2 separate regions of the Homo sapiens genome follow, and region 1 is linked to region 2. The links are chromatin loops, found by intact Hi-C in ENCODE. Cell type or tissue: endothelial cell of umbilical vein. All regions are shown on one strand. Links, peaks and the distances in the headings refer to the core of each region. The heading gives the core; the rest is flanking DNA.

The links. A loop is a pair of places that touch in the nucleus more often than their neighbours do. Peaks named below come from ENCODE experiments on the same cell type or tissue, not always from the same donor. Only the 100,000 strongest peaks of a DNase experiment are listed, where the experiment ranks them.
Region 1: it touches region 2 in a loop (6-fold over the local background); 1 of 110 quality-filtered maps calls a loop at or near these places.

Annotation. Positions count from the first base shown.
Region 1 is chr3:159,077,310-159,088,484 of GRCh38, forward strand. The region is part of intron 1 of IQCJ-SCHIP1 (IQCJ-SCHIP1 readthrough); the gene reads left to right. The region is part of intron 1 of IQCJ (IQ motif containing J); the gene reads left to right. Among named protein-coding and RNA genes, the nearest start is that of IQCJ-SCHIP1, 14 kb to the left of the region's middle. In endothelial cell of umbilical vein, for the core only: no CTCF peak of the experiment used is centred there; a DNase peak (open chromatin) is centred at 5,352; H3K27ac peaks cover 1,262 bases.
Region 2 is chr3:159,185,491-159,196,665 of GRCh38, forward strand. All of the region lies in intron 1 of IQCJ-SCHIP1 (IQCJ-SCHIP1 readthrough), which reads left to right. All of the region lies in intron 1 of IQCJ (IQ motif containing J), which reads left to right. Among named protein-coding and RNA genes, the nearest start is that of SCHIP1, 82 kb to the right of the region's middle. RefSeq lists an enhancer at 485-544. In endothelial cell of umbilical vein, for the core only: no CTCF peak of the experiment used is centred there; DNase peaks (open chromatin) are centred at 4,931 and 6,141; H3K27ac peaks cover 1,424 bases.

The sequences.
Region 1 (11,175 bases), core at 3,170-7,169, 110 kb before region 2:
CTTGATTAGCACCTCCCTTTTGACCTATCAATTTTACTTATAAGAATTTTTCTACAGGTGAGCTCACATAACTGAGCAAAGACATGTGGTGAAGTTTTGGTTGCAGCATTGTTTGTGTTATTAAAAATCCATAAACAACTAAGTATTCAGCCAGAGAAAAATATTGAAATAATTTATGTTATATCCATGCAATGGAATACTGCAGAGGAGAGAGCTTAAAACTGAGCAATACATGAGAATATTAAAAAGTATACAAACATACTTTTAGGAAAAAAGCATTTTGGGGGCAGTCTATAGCATGAATGATACTGTGTTAAAAATAGTTATATATTTACATCCATTTGCTTGTATAGTCATAGTAAAATTCTCAAAGCATGTATGAGAAACTGGTGTTTACCATTGAAAGTAGAATGTATGTGGAGTGAGTACTTTTCCATTTCACTTTATGTACCCTCTTTGAATTTTAAAACATGGGCATATATTGCTTTTACAACTTAAAAAAAGTTATTTTTAAAAATAGTCAATAAAAAATTCCTTTGTTCCCTTTACTGCCATATATTAGTTTTTTTAAAAAATTAGTCCTTCTTGCAAATGTAATCCTAAGCCTTGATGTAATATTTTTGAGTAATTGAGCCAACTATCATCTTTAGTTAAAACAGGACGTGTATCAACTCACGGCCAAAGCTCTAATTTGCTCCCAGGGAGCACAGACCAAAATGACTAAGGAAATACCTTAACATCAAGTCACAGGAGACTCTTAAGTCCTGTGGCAAAATTTCCTGCATTTCAAAAATTCATGCACTTAGAGAGGAAACATTAAATCAAAAGCATTAGATGGGGGCAAGGAGCATTGAGTCAATGACTTTTCCTCAGGACTTATTAATGCTAAACATGGGGAAATATTACACAGGGGACTTTTTTACATTAAGGTTTGTCTGTATTTCTAAAACCCCTCACTCGGTCTTTTGCAAAATGCTATATAAAAGTTACATTGCTTTTGGGTTTTGAGGGTGGAAGTAATTTGCATGAGGAGTAATCAAGGTTCCTTGCCCTTTGTACTTTCAAAAGTACCTATACACACATTGTCTTATTTGATACTCACAAACAAGGTATTTAGGACAAGAATAAAGTTCATTTTCTACATAGGGATCTGAGGTTTGGAAAAGTTAAGTGACAAGCAAGTCAGCATGGAGCTGAACACAGAAGGACTCTTGGCTGTGTCTTGGCCCACCCGCCCCCCGCCTTTTTTTTTTTGCCACCAGCAGTCAAGGGCATGGCTATACAGAAGAATCACTCCTATGGTTGTGAAATGTGAAGTGGTTTAGTATTTTCTTGGAATTACTTTTAACTCTGGTCTAGAAAGACCCAGGAATGGCAAATTGAACTTTCTCCCCAAAGTGAATTATAAACATCCTAATTTAATTGGTTAAGGAACCTCTAATAAAATCCAGGTAGATCTAGTTTCTCATTTTGCCTCTAGTCCTTACTAGCCATATAATCTTGGGCAAACTGTTTCCTCATCTATAAAATGAGGATAATGATAGCTTTAACCTTCCATGGCTGCTGTTAAGATTTTAAATGAAATAATGTGTGAAAAGTGCTTGGCAAAGTGCATGGTAGATAGCAGAGGGTCAATAAACACCCATGGCAATAATAATTATTAATAATATGATAACTAAATCAGGGTCCAGGTCATTGTGGCAGGCAGGGTTCTGATAGAGGCCAGAACTTTTGTCTACTTGGAGGTGACAGCCAGGAGCTGCATTCCAGAGTGGGTGCCAATCAGCTTCTTCTGTTTTGAAGGATTCTTCCCTGGAAACACAAAGAACCAACTAAGCATGGGCAGGAAAGCTACTTTAAACTTCCCTGCATGTCATTGTGGGGGCTTGGGCATTTCTGACTGAAGAGAATACCCCCAGTTTAAAACAGAGTTCACCACCTTTCCAGTTTATGATCAACAGTAAGACGAGGGAGCAGTCACCTCCCCTAAAAGGGCAACCTGATGATCTTCTTGCTCTGGGGAGTTGGTCTTTAGCCTCCTAAAATTCAACTTTAAAAATCAGATTTTGGCTGAAATCTGAGAAGCCAGAGTTCAGAATCTAGATAATAAGCAATGAAAGGTCTATTTGCTAGCTATTTAGCTTAAAAGTATTTTACTAATTTCTCATCTGAGTTTTTAAAAATTATTTTTCTTTATTACACAGTTTATACTTACTGAAAAAAATATACAGAATCAAGATGAAAGAAAATAAAAATCCTTAGAAGCATTTCATATTCATTTTGGTATATAGCCATTGAAACTTTAAAAAATAAATATGTTTTAACGAAAACTCTAAAGCACTGAATGCACAGTTTATGACCTCTCAAAATCTAGGAATATATCATGTACATCTTTCCATGTCAATACATTTTTTCCTATGATTTCATTTTCAATGGTTGCTTAGTATTTGATCGGGTAGACATTCCATAATTTAATCTTTGGATCTTAAATGCTTAGGTTGTTTTCTTCCTGCAAGAAAAATTCTTGAAAAATTATTGCACAAATCTTTATTTTTTTATAAAAAATAAATTCCTAAAAGTGGAATTTTTAGGTCAAAGAGTAAATGCATTTTAAAGGGTTTTGATGTCAAATTGTCTTCCAGTTAAATTTGCCAATTTTACCCTCATTATTAGTACAAGCATATGATTAATGACTATTTAGGTAAACATGACTTCCATTTATTTATTGCAAAAGTTGAATACCTTTACAATAGACTGTATTGCTGCACCAGAAATAAAGAAGATTTCTTGCTGACACCAACTCCTACTTTTGTTTTTATAATCCAAACACAATATATCTTAAGACAGTATGTTAATTAATTCTATTTAGGAGCTTGGTAATCATGATCAGTAGAATAAACTTTGCTTTTGGTGGAATATAATGGAAAATGTAGAAATAATTTGGAGGAAAAGTTACTATGAGCACACTTCCCTGGAACCCATTAATTCCACCCACATACCCTTTTTAAGGTGTGAGAATAAAACAGTCAGGGGCGTATAAACTCTTCCACTGTGGTTATCATCACATCAATTTTCTCTATGGTTGGAAGTAACCCTGCCTGATCCCTTCTCCACCACACTAGGCTTCACAGTAGAAACATGAAGATTGGAACCTTTTCAGCAGAAATTACTCTTGATGACACCAGCCCCGCTGTCAGAGTAATTCCTGCTGGAAAGAAGGCATCTGAATAATTGGTCTAATAAACCGCGTTAGTGTTTCATCTTGGCAAAGGATTAATTAGGGGAAGAGAAACTAACATTTATTTGGGTTGCTATTTGACAGGCCGTTTATTATTACATTATTGGATTTAATATACCCTACCAACTTATGAGGTAGGTATTGCCGTAGGCATTTTACAGTGAAAGAACAGAAATTCAGTCAAATAAAGTATCTTGCCTAAGGCCACACAGCTAGTGAGCTGCAAAGGTGAGATTTGAACCTGGGCTCCCTGCTTCGGGAGTCTGTGTTCTTTATACTGTTCCTTCTCACTGGTTGTAGAAGTCTGACTGTCTCTCCTCTAGAATAGTGATTGTAAGTATTTAGCCAACTAAACTGCAGGTTTCCTCTTAAAATCAGTATGTCAGGTTTACTTAGAGCACTCAGAATGCTGAGTCTGTTTAGAAACTTTTGTAGGCCAGAAACAGAAAATCTGCTAAACTGGCCAGACAATAAAGAGTTTATTGTCTTAGGTAACAAGATATCCTGAGACAGAGAGACTCCTGCCTTTTTTCAGAGGCTCAGTGATTTCATCATGGACTCAAGTCCCCCATCTTGCTGCTCTGCCATTCTCAGTGCTGTCTTGTAGGTGTCTTTTATTGTGTGATGACTTCAGAAGCTCTGAGTGCAACATCTTCATGAATACAGAGACAGGAAAATGAAATGGCTCCTCCTCACACATCCGTTTTCTTTTGTAAGAGCAAGACAAACTTCCCAGTAGACTCTCTCTGGCGCCTCATTGCCCAGGACTGTGCCATAGGCCCCTTCCTAAACCAAACATTGGCATTGGGAATGACTTAGGCCAAGATTCACCTGAGGTTGGGGAGGGTGAATGCTGATATCAGAGCCAGGCTTTGTGGCAGGAGGAACCACCAAAAATACTGCCAATACAGCATTCGAGAGATTTTGAGATTTCTTTTTGTAGTTAATTGTGTATATATTCTGGGATTCTTCAGTGGTATAAAAGTATACTGTTGCTTTTCTAGATGGTTTTATTTTTATATAGCTACCAACTACAAATGAGCACATCATTTTTTCAGTGTGGTTGACCAAATCCTTCCCATTTCCATCACCTTCTCCAATATAATTTATATTCTTCTTCTTTACCCAAATGTTCATCTATTCTAACTCTTCTTCACAGTCCTTCCGAATACGACTTTTTCCAAGAATGTGGGGAAAGTATGATTTTAATGCAAAATGAAGAAGAACCCAATATTCCCTGTCTATTAGAGTTAGTGTAATTTTTGCCCTTAAACAAAAAAGAGTATTGTCTTATTGGAGAGACTTAAGTAGAATAAACATACTTTTCTGTCATTAATAAATAATCTGATCATCTTGTATTTCAGCAATTCATTTAACCCTCATGCTTGTATTCAAACAAAACAAAAATTGAAGTGGAGGGATGTCCATTAACTGCCAAAATAATTAGTTCAGTAAAACAACTTGTTGATTCAAGGGGAAAGGTCAGTTATTTTTTTCATTGTATTGGCTTATTAAATTTGAACAGCCAATTTAGTTCAAATGTTCATCAAAATCTATGATGTACTAACATTGTGGGAAAGTAAGAGGAGCTATAGAAAATCTTACACAACCTGGTAGAGAAGAAGAATAAATAACCAACTTAGAAAAAGTATCTATAATAAACTATTACATAAGATACAACAAAGATATATGAAAATTATAACATCAATAACAAATGTATTGAGCACTGATTATGGCCTAGATTGTGCTTCTATTTGCTTTACAGGTATTAACTCATTTAGTTCCCAAACAACTCTATAAGTTTTTTTTTTTTGTTAGCCCTATTTTACAGATGAAAAAACAGAGGCAGTAAAGAAGCATAAGGAGAGTTTCATGGGAATTTGGATGAGGATGCAATTCTTCCTGGGAAGTTAGGGGAGCAAGTGTTTTAGGGGAAAGATATGTGAAAAAGGTGACCTTCCAGCTAGTGTTGAGGCGAGAGGCCCAGGAAAAAAAAAATGGCTTTGTAGTGGGGAAAAATGGCATCTGCAAAGCATCTCTGAAAGACCTTTGTGTGTCCTGTGTGGCTGAAGCACTGTGCAAATATGTGGAGGTTAAGGAAAGGGAAGCTGTGGTTGGGTTGTCTAAATGGTGTATGCCCAGCTAAAGGGCTAGAGGTCTGTCATCATGAGTCAATACCCATCTAAGTTGTTTATGCAGGAGAGTGACATGATGAGATGTGGCTTTAAGAAAATGATTCTGGGACAGATAGAGACAACCAGATTAGATGGGGGAGGACATGAAAAGGAAGAGGGAGACCCACAGGCTCTATAACCCCTCTGTGAATAGCAATGTCATTGTTCAAAATGTGAGAGAAATCTGATATCCTTCAGCAAGAACACGAACCTCGACCACATGCCTTATACAAAAATTACCTCATAATGGACCACAGACTTGAATGTAAAATGGAAAACTATAAAAAGTGTAGACAAAAATAGAAAAATTTTGAAACCTCGGATGAGGTAAAGCCTTCTTAAACTTGTCACCAAAAGCACTATTCATAAAAGAAGAAAACTGTCAAATTGGACATTATCAACATTAAAAACTTTTGTTCTGTGAAAGACCTTGTCAACAGAAAGAAAAAGACAAGCTATAGCCTGGGGGACAATATTTGCAAATGGCATATCTAACAAAGGAATTGTATCTAGAATATATACAATGAACTCTTTCAACCATAAATAACCCAAATAATCCTTTTGGAAATTGGACAAAATACATATACATACATTTCACTTGAAGAGGATATATAGATGGCAGATAAGCACATGAAAGGATGTCCAACATCATTAGCCATTGGTGAAGTGCAAATTAAAATGACAGTGGGATATCACTATGTATCAAATCAGAATGGCTAAAATTAAAAGTAGTGATAACATCAAATGCTGATGAGGATGCAGAAAAACTGGACCACTCAGACACTGGTGAGAATATAATGTGGTACAACCACTCTAGAGTAAAATATGGCAATTTCTTACAGAACTAAAATGTGCTTACCATGCAACAGTATAATTGCACTGTTGGACATTTATCTCACAAAAATGAAAACTGTATTCACATAAACAACTGTACACAAATGTACATAGCAGCTTTAGTCTTAATAGCTCCAAACTGGAAACAACTCCAGTATACTTTAATGTGTGACTGGTTAGTCAAACTGTGGTGTGTCATAAACTGGAATATCATTCTGTGGTATTCTCCACTGAGTGAAGAAAAACAGTATCAAAAAATTATATATTGTATGATTCCATTCATATAACATTCTTGGAGTGACAAAATTATATAGATGGGGAACAGATTCATTGTTGCCACAAGTTGGGAAAAGAAGAGGGAAGGAGGCGGGTGGGCCGTAAAAGGGTAAAAGGAGGGATCCTTGTGATGGAACTGTTCTGTATATGGACTGTGGTAGTCGTTACATGAACCCATATATGTGATAAAATTATATAGAACTAAAACCACACGCACACATATACAGTGCGTGTAAAACTGGTGAAACTTGATTAAGCTTGGTGGATTGTATCAATATCAATTTTCTGGTTGTGATATTATACTATATTTATGTAAGATGTCATCATTGGGGGAAACTAGAGAAAGAGTATACAAGATTTTTCTCTATTATTTCCTACAACAAAAATTGTATGAATCTACAATTATCTAAAAATAAGTAAAAAAAAAAATAGGGAGAAAAATGAGTGTACTAAAAGAAGATAAATTCGGTTTGGAAATGTTGAGTTTGAGAAGCTAGAAGTCTAGTAGCATGTTCTTAGGACAGTTTTAGAGTGGAAGAATGGAAGACTAATTTGAAGATATTGGTAAATCTGGGAGTTGTTTGCATAAAAATAGGGAAGTCTTTGATGAGCTTGCCCAGCGAGTGAGAATAAAGCCATAATCATAATAAGAGCTCACATAATTGACCTATCACTGTGAGACATTGTGCATCCTGTAGACATGTTCCTTATTCACTCTTCACAACAATCCTATGATGTAGCTACTATTATTATATCCACTTTACAGATGAGGAAACCAAAGCCTAGAAGGGTTAAGCAACTTGCCAGGGTCACACAGCTGGTAATCAGAGGAGCTAGTCTATGTGACTCCAGAGGTTACCTTCCCTCCAGCATGAAAGAAAAGCACTGAATAAAAGCACAGGAATATGATCATTTCAAGTTTTGGCAGAAACTAGAAAAACTCATGAAAATGACAGAGGAGGTAACCCCATTAAGACCCAGGTTTTATATCCTGAGTCTTGATGGGGATTTACTCTAGTCCTGTCTTTCGGGTCTTGGAGGCACATCCTAGTTACTTGTTATCAAGGGGAATGCATAAGTTCTTTTTTTTTTATTATTATTATACTTTAAGTTTTAGGGTATATGTGTACAATGTGCAGGTTAGTTACATATGTATACATGTGCCATGCTGCTGTGCTGCACCCACTAACTCGTCATCTAGCATTAGGTATATCTCCCAATGCTATCCCTCCCCTCTCCCCCCACCCCACAACAGTCCCCAGAGTGTGATGTTCCCCTTCCTGTGTCCATGTGTTCTCATTGTTCAATTCCCACCTATTAGTGAGAATATGCAGTGTTTGGGTTTTTGTTCTTGCGATAGTTTACTGAGAATGATGGTTTCCAATTTCATCCATGTCCCTACAAAGGACATGAACTCATCATTTTTTATGGCTGCATAGTATTCCATGGTGTATATGTGCCACATTTTCTTAATCCAGTCTATCATTGTTGGACATTTGGGTTGGTTCCAAGTCTTTGCTATTGTGAATAATGCCACAATAAACATACATGTGCATGTGTCTTTAAAGCAGCATGATTTATAGTCATTTGGGTATATACCCAGTAATGGGATGGCTGGGTCAAATGGTATTTCTAGTTCTAGATCCCTGAGGAATCGCCACACTGACTTCCACAATGGTTGAACTGGTTTACAGTCCCACCAACAGTGTAAAAGTGTTCCTATTTCTCCACATCCTCTCCAGCACCTGTTGTTTCCTGACTTTTTAATGATTGCCATTCTAACTGGTGTGAGATGGTATCTCAATGTGGTTTTGATTTGCATTTCTCTGATGGCCAGTGATGATAAGCATTTTTTCATGTGTTTTTTGGCTGCATAAATGTCTTCTTTTGAGAAGTGTCTGTTCATGTCCTTCGCCCACTTTTTGATGGGGTTGTTTTTTTTTTCTTGTAAATTTGTTTGAGTTCATTGTAGATTCTGGATATTAGCCCTTTGTCAGATGAGTAGGTTGTGAAAATTTTCTCCCATTTTATAGGTTGCCTGTTCACTCTGATGGTAGTTTCTTTTGCTGTGCAGAAGCTCTTTAGTTTAATTAGATACCATTTGTCAATTTTGGCTTTTGTTGCTATTGCTTTTGGTGTTTTAGACATGAAGCCTTGCCCATGCCTATGTCCTGAATGGTAATGCCTAGGTTTTCTTCTAGGGTTTTTATGGTTTTAGATCTAACATTTAAGCCTTTAATCCATCTTGAATTGATTTTTGTATAAGGTGTAAAGAAGGGATCCAGTTTCAGCTTTCTACATATGGCTAGCCAGTTTTCCCAGCACCATTTATTAAATAGGGAATCCTTTCCCCATTGCTTGTTTTTCTCAGGTTTGTCAAAGATCAGATAGTTGTAGATATGTGTCGTTATTTCTGAGGGCTCTGTTCTGTTCCATTGATCTATATGTCTGTTTTGGTACCAGTACCATGCTGTTTTGGTTATTGTAGCCTTGTAGTATAGTTTGAAGTCAGGTAGTGTGATGCCTCCAGCTTTGTTCTTTTGGCTTAGGATTGACTTGGCGATGCGTGCTCTTTTTTGGTTCCATATGAACTTTAAAGTAGTTTTTTCCAATTCTTTGAAGAAAGTCATTGGTAGCTTGATGGGGATGGCATTGAATGTGTAAATTACCTTGGGCAGTATGGCTATTTTCACGATATTGATTCTTTCTACCCGTGAGCATGGAATATTCTTCCATTTGTTTGTATCCTCTTTTATTTCCTTGAGCAGTGGTTTGTAGTTCTCCTTGAAGAGGTCCTTCACATCCCTTGTAAGTTGGATTCCTAGGTATTTTATTCTCTTTGAAGCAATTGTGAATGGGAGTTCACCCATGATTTGGCTGTCTGTTTGTCTGTTATTGGTGTATAAGAATGCTTGTGATTTTTGTACATTGATTTTGTATCCTGAGACCTTACTGAAGTTGCTTATCAGCTTAAGGAGATTTTGGGCTGAGACAATGGGGTTTTCTAGATATACAATCATGTCATCTGCAAACAGGGACAATTTGACTTCCTCTTTTCCTAATTGAATACCCTTTATTTCCTTCTCCTGCCTAATTGCCCTGGCCAAAACTTCCAACACTATGTTGAATAGGAGTGGTGAGAGAGGGCATCCCTGTCTTGTGCCAGTTTTCACAGGGAATGCTTCCAGGTTTTGCCCATTCAGTATGATATTGGCTGTGGGTTTGTGATAGATAGCTCTTATTATTTTGAAATATGTCCCATCAATACCTAATGTATTGAGAGTTTTTAGCATGAAGGGTTGTTGAATTTTGCCAAAGGCCTTTTCTGCATCTATTGAGATAATCGTGTGGTTTTTGTCTTTGGTTCTGTTTATATGCTGGATTACATTTATTGATTTGCATATATTGAACCAGCCTTGCATCCCAGGGATGAAGCCCACTTGATCATGGTGGATAAGCTTTTTGATGTGCTGCTGGATTTGTTTTGCCAGTATTTTATTGAGGATTTTTGCATCAATGTTCATCAAGGATATTGGTCTAAAATTCTCTTTTTTGGTTGTGTCTCTGCCTGGCTTTGGTATCAGGATGATGCTGGCCTCATAAAATGAGTTAGGGAGGATTTCCTCTTTTTCTATTGATTGGAATAGTTTCAGAAGGAATGGTACCAAGTCCTCCTTGTACCTCTGGTAAAATTCAGCTGTGAATCCATCTGGTCCTGGACTCTTTTTGGTTGGTAAGCTATTGATTATTGCCACAATTTCAGATCCTGTTATTGGTCTATTCAGAGATTCAACTTCTTCCTGGTTTAGTCTTGGGAGAGTGTATGTGTCAAGGAATTTATCCATTTCTTCTAGATTTTCTAGTTTATTTGCATAGCGGTGTTTGTAGTATTCTCTGATGGTAGTTTGTATTTCTGTGGGATCGGTGGTGATATCCCCTTTATCATTTTTTATTGCATCTATTTGAGTCTTCTCTCTTTTTTTCTTTATTAGTCTTGCTAGTGGTCTATCAATTTTGTTGATCCTTTCAAAAAACCAGCTCCTGGATTCATTAATTTTTTGAAGGGTTTTTTGTGTCTCTATTTCCTTCAGTTCTGCTCTGATTTTAGTTATTTCTTGCCTTCTGCTAGCTTTTGAATGTGTTTGCTCTTGCTTTTCTAGTTCTTTTAATTGTGATGTTAGGGTGTCAATTTTAGATCTTTCCTGCTTTCTCTTGTGGGCATTTAATGCTATAAATTTCCCTCTACACACTGCTTTGAATATGTCCCAGAGATTCTGGTATGTTGTGTCTTTGTTCTCGTTGGTTTCAAAGAACATCTTTATTTCTGCCTTCATTTCCTTATGTACCCAGTAATCATTCAGGAGCAGGTTGTTCAGTTTCCATGTAGTTGAGCGGTTTTGAGTGAGATTCTTAATCCTGAGTTCTAGTTTGATTGCACTGTGGTCTGAGAGACAGTTTGTTATAATTTCTGTTCTTTTACATTTGCTGAGGAGAGCTTTACTTCCAAGTATGTGGTCAATTTTGGAATATGTGTGGTGTGGTGCTGAAAAAAATGTATATTCTGTTGATTTGGGGTGGAGAGTTCTGTAGATGTCTATTAGGTCCACTTGGTGCAGAGCTGAGTTCAATTCCTGGGTATCCTTGTTGATTTTC
Region 2 (11,175 bases), core at 4,536-8,535:
TTTTATTACTGCATAACAAATTATTTTAAAACTTAACAATTCAAAACAGAAAACTATTATTATCTCATAGTTTCTCGGGGCCAGAAACTCAAGAATGTGCTAGTCAGTGGTTCTGACTCAGTATCTGCAATGAAATTGCTTGACTGAGGCTTGAAGATCCACTTTCAAAATGACACTCACATGATTATTTGCAGGAGGCCTCAATTCCTTTCCGGCTTTTAGCAAGAGGCTTCAGTTCTTCACTTGCTGGGGTGCTTCAATTCTTCATTTTTGTAGGCCTCTCCATGAAGCTGCTTGATTGTCCTCAAAACATGGTATCTGGCTTCCCCAGAGCAGGAGCTCTAAGAGAGAGAACCAGGAGGAGGCCACAAGCATTTTAAAACCTCATCTTGGGGAAGTCACAGACTCTCACTTCTGCTATATTTTATTTGCTAGAAGGAAGTCACTAACTCTAGACCATTTTTAACAGAAGGGGAATTAGACTCCAACTTTTGAAGAGAAGAGTATTACAGAATTTGTGGGCATGTTTAAAAACCACCATGGTTACCTTTACCTATCAAGGGCTGACAGGGCAGGGCGATAGGGACTAGGATGGAAATTTTAATGGAGAAGGGGAGAGAGACAATAAACAGTTAAGCAAATAAATGCTACAGTGAAGGTTGACTTAGTGAGGGATGAACTTTAGGGTATGGGGTGAGTCTGATTGGTCTATGTCAGCCAGAGTAATTGTATATCCCCAGCACCTAGCATGACATAAATGCCACACTATTTAGTGGACATTAAGACTAGTGAATGAATAAAGGAAGGAATGAAGGACTTTTTGAATAGGTAGGTGATGGCTGGATGAATACATTCTAATTTTTAGGATCCTAAATCATAATTAAACTAATCCTTCAAATATGGTGTTTCACATGGCCCATCTGGTTACATTTAGTTCTGTGAGTTGTTTCCTTAACAGTAAGACAAGCATTTCAAACACTTCACAAAATCCAAACATTGTGGAAGACTAATTTGAACCCCTTATGCATCTGTTATTCAGAATCAGCAAGTAGAAGCCCCAGTCAAGCGCAGGTCAATCACCCCACATGCTCTAGATGTTATTAAGGAGACAGCCATTACTTTTGAGCAGCAGAAAATGTGCTCATGCTCTTGGCTCAGTAAATTCAGATGGGAGGAAAGGTGACTGTTATTGTTCTGTCTTACTTTCTTTCTTCAACATACTGAATTGCTATTTTTAAAAAGTTGCTTCCTGTCTAGCAAGGTGCAGTTAATGACAGCAGCAAATTTCTCACTCATCAATCTGAACTAGCAGGTCTAAACCAGCACAGCACTTTTGAACATGCTGCTGGTGAGAGAAAACGGGATGTCAGACTGGTCATCTTTGAAAGGCTTTCTTGAATCATATGGCTAGGTTTCTGAAGAGTGAAAAACAAGCCTCGAGGTGAGGGCATTCTGTAGCTCAGGTGATGAGTTTTGAGAACTTTATTGAGCTCCCCATTAAAATGTTGGCATTGGGCATCCAGTCTTGTGATTTGCCTCAAAGTTTCTGCTTTGAAGACACTGGATTAGACAAGCTATTATAACAGAATTTTTAAAAATCTAGATAACGTATTCTACAGTTAAATAAAAGCATTTTCAGCATTTATTTTATTCAGCATGTATTTACTGAGCTCTTATTAGAAACTTGCTGATGTGCTAAGCCCTGAGAATGAATATAGGGTGAACAGAGAGAAAAGGCTATTGCCTCTGAGGCCCATAAAGGGCCAGCTTTTTATTCTTGGCTGAAAACCCAATACAGAACCCAAATAAGGCCTTGGACTTTTGACCTCTACTTGGTCTGGCCCAGAACTGGAAGATAACTTGCTTTTGATAGACTCTTTGGAATGAAACCAAGGGGCCTATTGCCTAACGCTACCTCATTCGACTTGTTGCTCTACTTTCAAATTCATAAGCAAGCACTATTAAAGCTGTGACTACACGTCCTTTTCAACGAACTTGTCTCTGCTACAGGTCCTGTGACCAACACGGCAGGGCTTCGCTCCTGGTGCACCATGCTCCGCGCGGTCAGGCGGCCACAAGCCATGCTGTAACTGTCAGTCCATAGGATGAGTTGGAATTGTCCATGCTGTAGATGGCAGGAACCTAGAAGTCGCTCTTCTTAACGGCAGACGTTATCAGGGAAGCTCGAAGGATGGCACCAGGGTCCGTTTTTCAGCATAGTTCCCTTTGGATGTGAGCTGTGTCTCACAGTGTCCATCGGTGTCCTTCTCTTCATGGTCACAAGGGAGGTGTAGCATCTGACGCCCCATAATTCTCACATTCTTGTCCTGAGAGTGAAAGCTTTTCCTCCCTAAGGCTTCAGCAAGCAGGACCTGGAATCCCGCTGCTCTGATTGGCTGCATGACCTATTTTAAACCAATCACTGTGGCTGGGTGGGTGGGACACTATTAGGCTTAAGCCAATGAGAACTCTTCCACCGGCGCTGGGCATGGGTCAGTCCACCCAAGCTACCGACCAGAGAGGTGATTTTTTTAAAGGAAATTTGGGCACTATTTGAACAGGAATAGTTATGGATGCCTCTGCCACCATCATTGGTGCTCTCAGCCTTTTTCTTTCTTTCACTTTAAAAAAATACTTTGGCCGGGCGCTGTGGCTCATGCCTGTAATCCCAGCACTTTGGGAGGTCGAGGCGGGTGGATCACCTGAGGTCAGCAGTTCGAGATCAGCCTTGCCAACATGGTGAAACCTTGTCTCTATTAAAAATACAAAATTAGCCGGGTGTGGTGGCACACGCCTGTAATCCCAGCTACTTGGAAGGCTGAGGTAGGAGAATTGCTTGAACCTGGGAGGTGGAGGTTGCAGTGAGCCGAGATCACGCCATTACACTCCAGCCTGGGCAACAAGAGTGAAACTCTATCTCAAAACAAAAACAAAAACAACAACAAAAAACAAAAAAACAACAAAAATTATTTTTAAGAACAGCTTTAGATTTACATAAAAGATTGGTAAGAGCACATAGAGTTCCCATATTTCCCCTATTCCCAGTCCCAATTTCCCCTATTATTAACATTTTACATTTTATGGTACTTTTGTTACAATTACTGAACCAATATTAAGACATTATTATTAAGTACGGCCTGTACTCTAAGATTTTATTTTTGCCTAATGTCTTTTTCTTTTTGAGGCTTCCATTCAGGATACTTTATTACATCTAGTCATCCTGTCTTGGCTGTGGCAGTTCTCTTACTTGCCTTGGTATCTCCCCCTTCTCCTTGTGACTTAAAATCTAGGGTTAACTTTACCAAATCAATGTGCCCAGCTCATAGTAGGAGTTGGGGAAATTATTCGTTGAATAATAAAAGCTGACTTTTGTATTCTCAGTTCATTTAATGGTTTTAGGAATGTTCCCTTCATGAGCATTTATACCTTAAACTAGAATCTGAAGCCAGAGGGGACAGTGCTCTGAGCATGAAATTACAGGTTCAGTTGTGGGGGAGGACGTAGTGATGGGGTTGGGAGAGGGAATATTGTATTTAGCCTTTGGGGACTTCATGGCACATCTGAATTCATACTATAGATGCAAGCCTCTGTAAGGTTCCACATTATGGGGCAGAACTTTGACATGATAGAGAGTAGGATGCAGAAGATAGCCATCTATGGTGGTATGTTTGGGAGGGAAAACTACTAGCCAAATAAATAATAGTGACTACGGGTAACTTGCTTCATCCTGCCAAAGGAAAGGTAAATTTAGAAAGAGAGGGTGCAGTTCAAGTACATGATAAAAAGTTATATAGATATATTTGCATTTTTCATACCCTTTGAGGCTGGGGACAAGGGGACAAGGATTGCTAATATTGTTTATTTTGGTTTAGCTATCTATAATTAACAAATCAACGTTTAGTCCTTTACAGTTTGCTAACAGCCCCTATAACCTTTAGCACTGGAACATTCAAGACCAGTATTGTTCTAGCAAATTTTGGCTCTTTCATCATTTTACTCTGCACAAACTTCATTCTCTGGCACTAGAGGGAGATGGTGACAGGTGATTCCTGAAACTGATTGGAGTAGACAATGAAGCTCTAGAAACTAATTGTGTGTACTTTGCTGCCCTAGGGTCGTTTTAGTGGCTGATATACTCCCACCCACCACAGCATCTTTGCCAAAGAACATTGGTGTTTAGTCTTTGCCAAGAGTAGGAATTTTTAATCCTCTTTCAAGAAGACTCAGGTTTGGATAAGGCAGAGAGGCCGTCACTAGTCGTTCCCCTTCTGAAAAGAGGTGTCTGATCTTCTGTGGATCCAATCTCAGGCTCAGACAAACCATGAGCACTCCTGTGAAGCAGGCAAACCTGGACTTCCAAGTCCTAACTGTTCTTTCCCCTCATTGCTGAATTCTGATCTCTCCCTCCTCAAGTCTGCACTTATGCTAGGGTTCTTCAAAACTCACTCAGGAAAGGGCCTAACAAACCCATTTGTATCAAGATAGGAATGCCTGAAAATATTCACCCTTTGTCAAGAAGTGAACCCTTAATCATAAAGATTCAGGCCTCAATGAACTGTGTCTATGGCATGGAGGATAGATACAGTTTTAGGCAGGATCCCTTCCATCCCAGTGTTCCTGATACGTGGCTGGCCCTAAGTACCAGTTCCCTGTGTGTGACCAGAGGATTAGCACCCTGCTCAGCTGCAGTGGGTGGAAAAACCTCTCCTTTCTCAACCAAGACTCTTCTGGATTTGTGCCATCATTTGATCCTGGGATCTTGCAGTTCTCTCAGCATATAATCAAGAAAAACAGCCATCTGTCTCACTGCCCTGTGTTTCAAATGCAAGTTTTCAATTCAGCAAACATTTCCTGAGCACCTACTTCTGCCAGGGCATGTTTAAAGCTCTGGGCTAGATTTGGTAGTGCTGACTTCCGAGATTTACAGTCTCATTAGGGAATGCATTCTTCTCTGGTAATGGAAGGACACATGAGTGTTAAGGTGAAGCTGAGGAGAGGCGCATGAATCATAAGTAGGAAGGACTGCTTCAGAGGCAGCTGGAAGTTTAGCAGTGCCTTGTTGCATTTGACAGGAATTGAGGGATGAAAGGAAAGTCATTCCTGGCAGTAAGACAGCCGTGAGGTACATACTTGGATGAAGCTATAGCTGAAGGGAGGTCAATGGAGTCAGCATCCTGGGGTCATTAAGGATGCAGCACTGAACTGAGATGGACCTGTGTCCCGGTTCTAGCTTCACTGCTACCTTGGACATTTTGCTGAACTTTTCCATGCCTCATTTTCCAATATGAGAAATGTGGATAATAATAGTAGCTACCCTGTAGGCTTAATGTCAGGAGTAAAAGATATTTAGGTTAAGTTCTTGGAAAAGTTCCTAGCACATAGCAGTGGCTCAAAAGGTGTTCTTGTATAGTTAGGGGAACATTAGACATTGTACCAAATAAACCTCCACATTGCAATGCTTAACACAATAAATATCTATTTTTAGTCATATTTCAGTCTTATGCGGATGTTCCTATTCTCAGGGATTCTTGAATTCAATGACTTTACTGCCCCCAGGAATCTCAGTGCCCTTGACATGTAGTCAACAGCAATTGGAGTGGGGAAAACGCAACTCCTCCTAGCCTTTACATAGGCCTGAAAATAACATTTCTTTTTTTGGTGGAAACGGGTTCTGCAGCCCTAGTTGGATGCAGTAGGTAGTGAGAAACACAGTTCCTGGCTAGACGGAGGCTTCCCAGCACCTTCTCTAGGCTCAGGTTGGAGGAGCATGGGTTTAGGTGTACAGTTAGCCATCCCTGCCTCAGTTAAGATGATGAAGATGAGGAGGAGGAGGCTGGGGTTGGATCATGGAGCATCTTGGTTTACAGACTGAGGACCTAAGATGATTTTGTCTAAAGACATTAGGATTTGGGGGACAGAAATGGTATATCTCATTAGACACCATCTGAAATTCATTGCTCAGTTTTGATTTTTCCTCAGGGTGGGAGGGTGATACTTCCTGAGGCCGACAGAACAAGTGGTCATCGTGTTTTCCCTGTCATTGCTGAAATGAAGTGGGCGATGGGATTTATAGCCTATATAAGGCTTTGAGTCAGTTTATTAGAGTGAGTTCATGCAGAGGGTTAGCCAAATAGCCCTCCAAGTTGAGAAATAATAACACTGCAGCTTTATCTCTGCTTTTATCTGAGGAGCTACAAAGTACTTTACAAAGCCTGACAGCATCCCCCTAAGGTGACTAATATTATAGCTATTTTAGCAGGGAGATTTTATCTCTGGTACAAGTTAGTATAAAGCCATTCTGGAAATACTCTGGCCAAGGTTAAAAATTCTATTTGAGAAACGGAGGCAGTTGGACACAAGCTCTGTTTCCCATTCTTCCCATTAGGGACTATATAGAAATCTGTATTTTATCATTATGATGATTTTCCTGTTGGTATCTTTGGTACATTCCTCCATAAAGGAGACCAGTGAAGCCATTGAAACCCTTCCATACATTTTCATCAGAAAATGATTTCCCTTAGGAAACTGACCTTTCCTCCTCAGAGAAGTGACAGTCCTATAAGTTCAAGAGGTGAGAGCAAAATCTATGCTCTTAGAAAAGTTCATGCATGACTATGCCAAAAGCTTTAGTGAGACTTTGCTGTCCAAGGTGACTTTCTAGATGATCTTGTTGGTAAAAATCAGAATTTTGGCTTCTTTAGGCATACTCTCCCTGGCATCTCTCTCTGTTTAAATGTTATTGATAATTTATGTGCTTTGGAGACAGATCTCTTTTTAGAATCCAGGCATTACCTCTCCTATCAAGGGCAATTTTTGGGGTGGAGGGCAGTTTTTCTTGTGTTCATTACATACAAAACTTGTATCCTGGTGCTATAGGTCCAGTCCCTCATACTCTGAGATGGATATTTGCATGCAGGGAACTTCTTGGGGAGTGGTTTTATGAACCACATACATAAGAGAGTGAAGGAAGCAGAGTTGCGGAGAGGTAGAAATTGAACTGTGAAGCAATTGTGACAAAGACCTCAGCTAGTCCTACTGGGAACTCTGGAGCTAGCATGGCCCTTCAGAGTTATTTGGAGTTGAGACAAAAGGACCTGGTTTTTGATCAGCCATTGCAGTTGATTGCCTGTAGAAGGGGGCGGAACCTTAGGCAAGGAGGCCCTCTTCAGCCAAGAGCAATTCCTTAGAGAAATTATATTGTGCATTATCAGTGGCCATTGCCTGGCGTCTGGGGAAATGTGTGTCTTGGTCCTGAAGGGTGGCCTGGACAACACACCACAGCATGCACTACAGGTTATTCCTTGCATGCTCAGGTTCACTGTCTTGAAATATTAAGTTACCTCATCTGGGAACAGGTCCTCAAGAATTCTGGTTAGCCTCTCTCAAGGGGAAGCTTACAAGAAGAAGGTTAGAAGAAGAACCTCAGCCCTGCAATGCAGCTGGTCTTAGGGTCACAGCTGACTCTCACCATTTACCTCCTCTAAGATCCATTCTAGTTTCCTCTCATCCTCAGCTAGCACTTTTGCAAGTCAAAGTGGCTTATCTTGTGAGGCAACCCAGACGGTCATCTCTAAGGGGTCTTAAACACTGGTCACCATCCTTTTCAGTCCGTAACTGCTACATTTGACCTTCAAAATTGGGTAGGAGAGTACTGACAGATACCCTAGTAGACACATGGTCTGCGGAAAATATCTCTCTCTGCAAACCAAGACCTACAGACCTAAAGAGCTTAGAGTTGTGAAGATGAGACACAATTTCACCAAGTGGGTTACTAACAGTGATGATAGTGGGACAACTTCTCCATCTACCTAATGATTCTAGATCCATATATTCTAAGTACTGGTGGTGTACTGGCCTTGAAAGGTGTTATTTCCAATCTGATACCTCAGGGAGTCTTCCAAAGGTCAGCTGAGTCCAGCAGCTTCTGGGATGTTTGATATGTGATAGGAGCAGTGGTCCCATACTCATCTGAGTATACCCATATGAGTATGCCCTCTGCTGCTGAGTATTTCTACCTCTTCCCAACTCTGCTTCACTCTAAAGTGGTTTACTTGGTTTAATGTGATGTTATGTGTGGTTCCATGTTGGTGGATCAAAGATTCTGTAAGAATCTTGTATGGTGGTACAGGCTAAGAACTTATGAGCAAAGGAAGAAAATCTATACCCAAAATATGTGTTAATTCCAGTCAAAATTATTCACTACCCCTTTCTATTAGAATGTAATCAACTTGCCACCAGTTGGATATTTGGTCTTCTCAAGGGATAGTGCCATATGGAGGATCACTGGTCCTTTTCACTGGCAGGCGGGACGTTGGTCAGCAGTGAAATCTAGATAAGACTTAGTACAAGGGACCTCATGATGTCTGGCTTATGTGTACTCTCCAACTCTACCACCATGGATATTTTGTTTTGTGACTGTTGTGCCAAAACTGGTATGGCTGATGACAGATGCTGACTTACATCAAATCCTGTCTACTTGATTTTCAAGGGGTATAGATGTCCAAAAACCCTTCAGACATTTTGATATTCCTCTTCCCTCTGTGTATGGTTACTTGAGTAAATGGTCATAGGTCTTTTGGGGGAAGAACTGAGGAAGTAATTACCATACACACTTGCTGTGGTGTTACAAAATCCTTTTGCTCTGTAACTCAGCCTCTTCTTCAATCAATGGGCTCTAGTCTGAAAACTTGCTCAGATATGAAATTGATGAAAATTGTGTGAGAGATTTTTACTGAAGAATTACCCTTGACCTCCTGATAATCCATCCTTAATTTCTCTTGATTACTTGGCCATCAATATCCTGGTTGGCTGCCCGTCTATCTTGCCCTGGAGACACTGCATTATATTAACCATGTCGATAGCTCTCTGTATGTTAAGTGCCACTGGTAGCCATTCTGACTTCGCCATTTGCTATGATAATTGTACCCACCTTGTTTCTGATGATTCCTGTCAGATCCATTGCTGTAAGGGAGCCCAACACTGTTGTTCTATAACAATATCTCCTACAATTAGCCCTAGATTAGAGAAGGTGGCCACTGTCAAGCTTCTTGATGTGCTTGTAGCTTGATTAGCAGTGCATTTCTTATCATTTTAGATGCTCAGAGTATCCTTTGATCCCTCTGGGTTCACTGAACATAGTTGACTGATGGGTTTTCTAGCCTTGCATAGTATATCTATTTTAGCATCCTACTTCTTTGAACCATTTGATCTTTTCTTCCATCTTCTGCCATGGCAATTATGGCATGACTTATTGTGAACCATGCAAGCTTCCTAGAGTCATCCTACAAGGGTATTATTACCATCCCCCAAAGTCCTTGGCAGGATTTAAATTCTGTATCACGACTGGGTGTGGTGGCTCACGCCTGTAATCCCAGCACTTTGGGAGGCCGAAGTGGGCAGACCATGAGGTTAGGAGTTTGAGACCAGCCTGGCCAACATAGTGAAACCCCATCTCTTCTGAAAGTACAAAAATTAGCCTGGTGTGGTGGCATGAGCCTGTAATCCCAGCTACCCAGAAGGCTGAGGCATGAGAATCATTTGAACCCGGGAGGCGGAGGTTGCAGTGAGCTGAGATTGCGCCATTGCACTCTAGCCTGGGTGACAGAGCAAGACTCTGTCTCAAAAAAAAAAAAATCTGTATCACTGGAGCACGTTTCCATATCTATAAACTCTTCCTTAATTCAACCTCATTTGTACTCCTTGATCCAGCACCCTGAGGATCCAGTCCTACATACTGTGCTGACTCTGCTGGTATGTATTGCTAGGTCCTGTGCTCCTTCAGGGCATAGTGCCTTTCTTCTCTTAGAAGACCCAGTGCTTCTCCAGCTGGTTATGTTAGAGCTTGACCCTGGTTATTGGTTTGGTGGCCAAGAGAGGAGATGGGGGTAGACACTGATGAAGCCCATATTGTTTTTCAAGTAAATAGTCTGCAGTATTATGGTCAAACAATGGAGGAGTGGTAGCCTTTAACAGGGAGGACTGGGCCTCTTCTGTAAGCTTAAATGGTTCAGTGTGATCTGGAGTTCCAAGAGTTTCAAATATGCCAGACCTGATGTCCCTATTACAAGTTTCAGGGTCTTATTTCTTCCCAAACAGTACCTTACTCTTCTGTTGTAAACTTGCTAGGGTAGTGAATTCAGCCTTCTCTGAACACAGGTATCCTTACGATTAAGTACTCAGCCTGATTCTTCAGCATCCTGGTATAGACCAGCTTAATCTTCCCAGTTGAGCCTGAAACATAAAAGCTATCACCCCCGTAGTGCAATTGAGACTTGAAGGTCTATCAGACCATCTCTTGAGAAGAAAAAGGAAAATTAGTCTATTTTTGTTGATGGGTCCTCAGTAGCAGAAAGACAAGACACCAATAATATCTCAGTAATTCAACCTGTTGCTTATTAAGTGGACAGTACAGTGTCTTGCATAGGATAAACACCCAATGGTGACAATCAGGATAATCATAGCAAACCTTTATTAAATGTTTTCTGTATGCCAAACACTGTTCTAAGTTATTTTCACACATTAGTATACTTACCCTACAATTAGCCCTGTGTGGCAAATAGTGATATAATCCCCATTTTTTAGATGAGGAAAGTAAAATACAGCAACATAACATAAGGAAATTTCCCAAATCCACACAGCTAAGTAAGTAGTGGAGCTGTGATTTGAACCTACGCCTAATTTCAGAGCCCATGCTCACAATCAGTACAGTATTTCACTCCAATTGCTAGCAAATGGTAGCTATTATTTTTATTGTATCTTCTAACAAGTCTCTGATATATAATAATGTTATAAAAAAAGGACTTTGTTAGAATTTACATTTGAATCTACATTTTAATGGATGGAGCCCATTTTAAAATAAGAAATCCTAGGTCTTTAGTGTCTTTCTTTAGGGATACGGCTCCCAAAATTGGTATCTGTTAGAATTGCCTGGGTACCTTTTAAAACTCCCAACACTCAGGCCACATGCCAGAACAATTCAGTCAGAATATCTGGGAGTAAGACCCAAACATCAGTATTTTTTGGAAGTTCTCCAGGTGATTACAATATGCAGCCACATTTGAGAACTGATGTTCTGGGCCCCATCTGCCACTCTGCCTCACAGCTGGGCTCTGCACTTGGCTTCCTTTCCTCTCCACAGGGTCTTCCTAAGGGAGCACATTCATTGTCTACAACTGT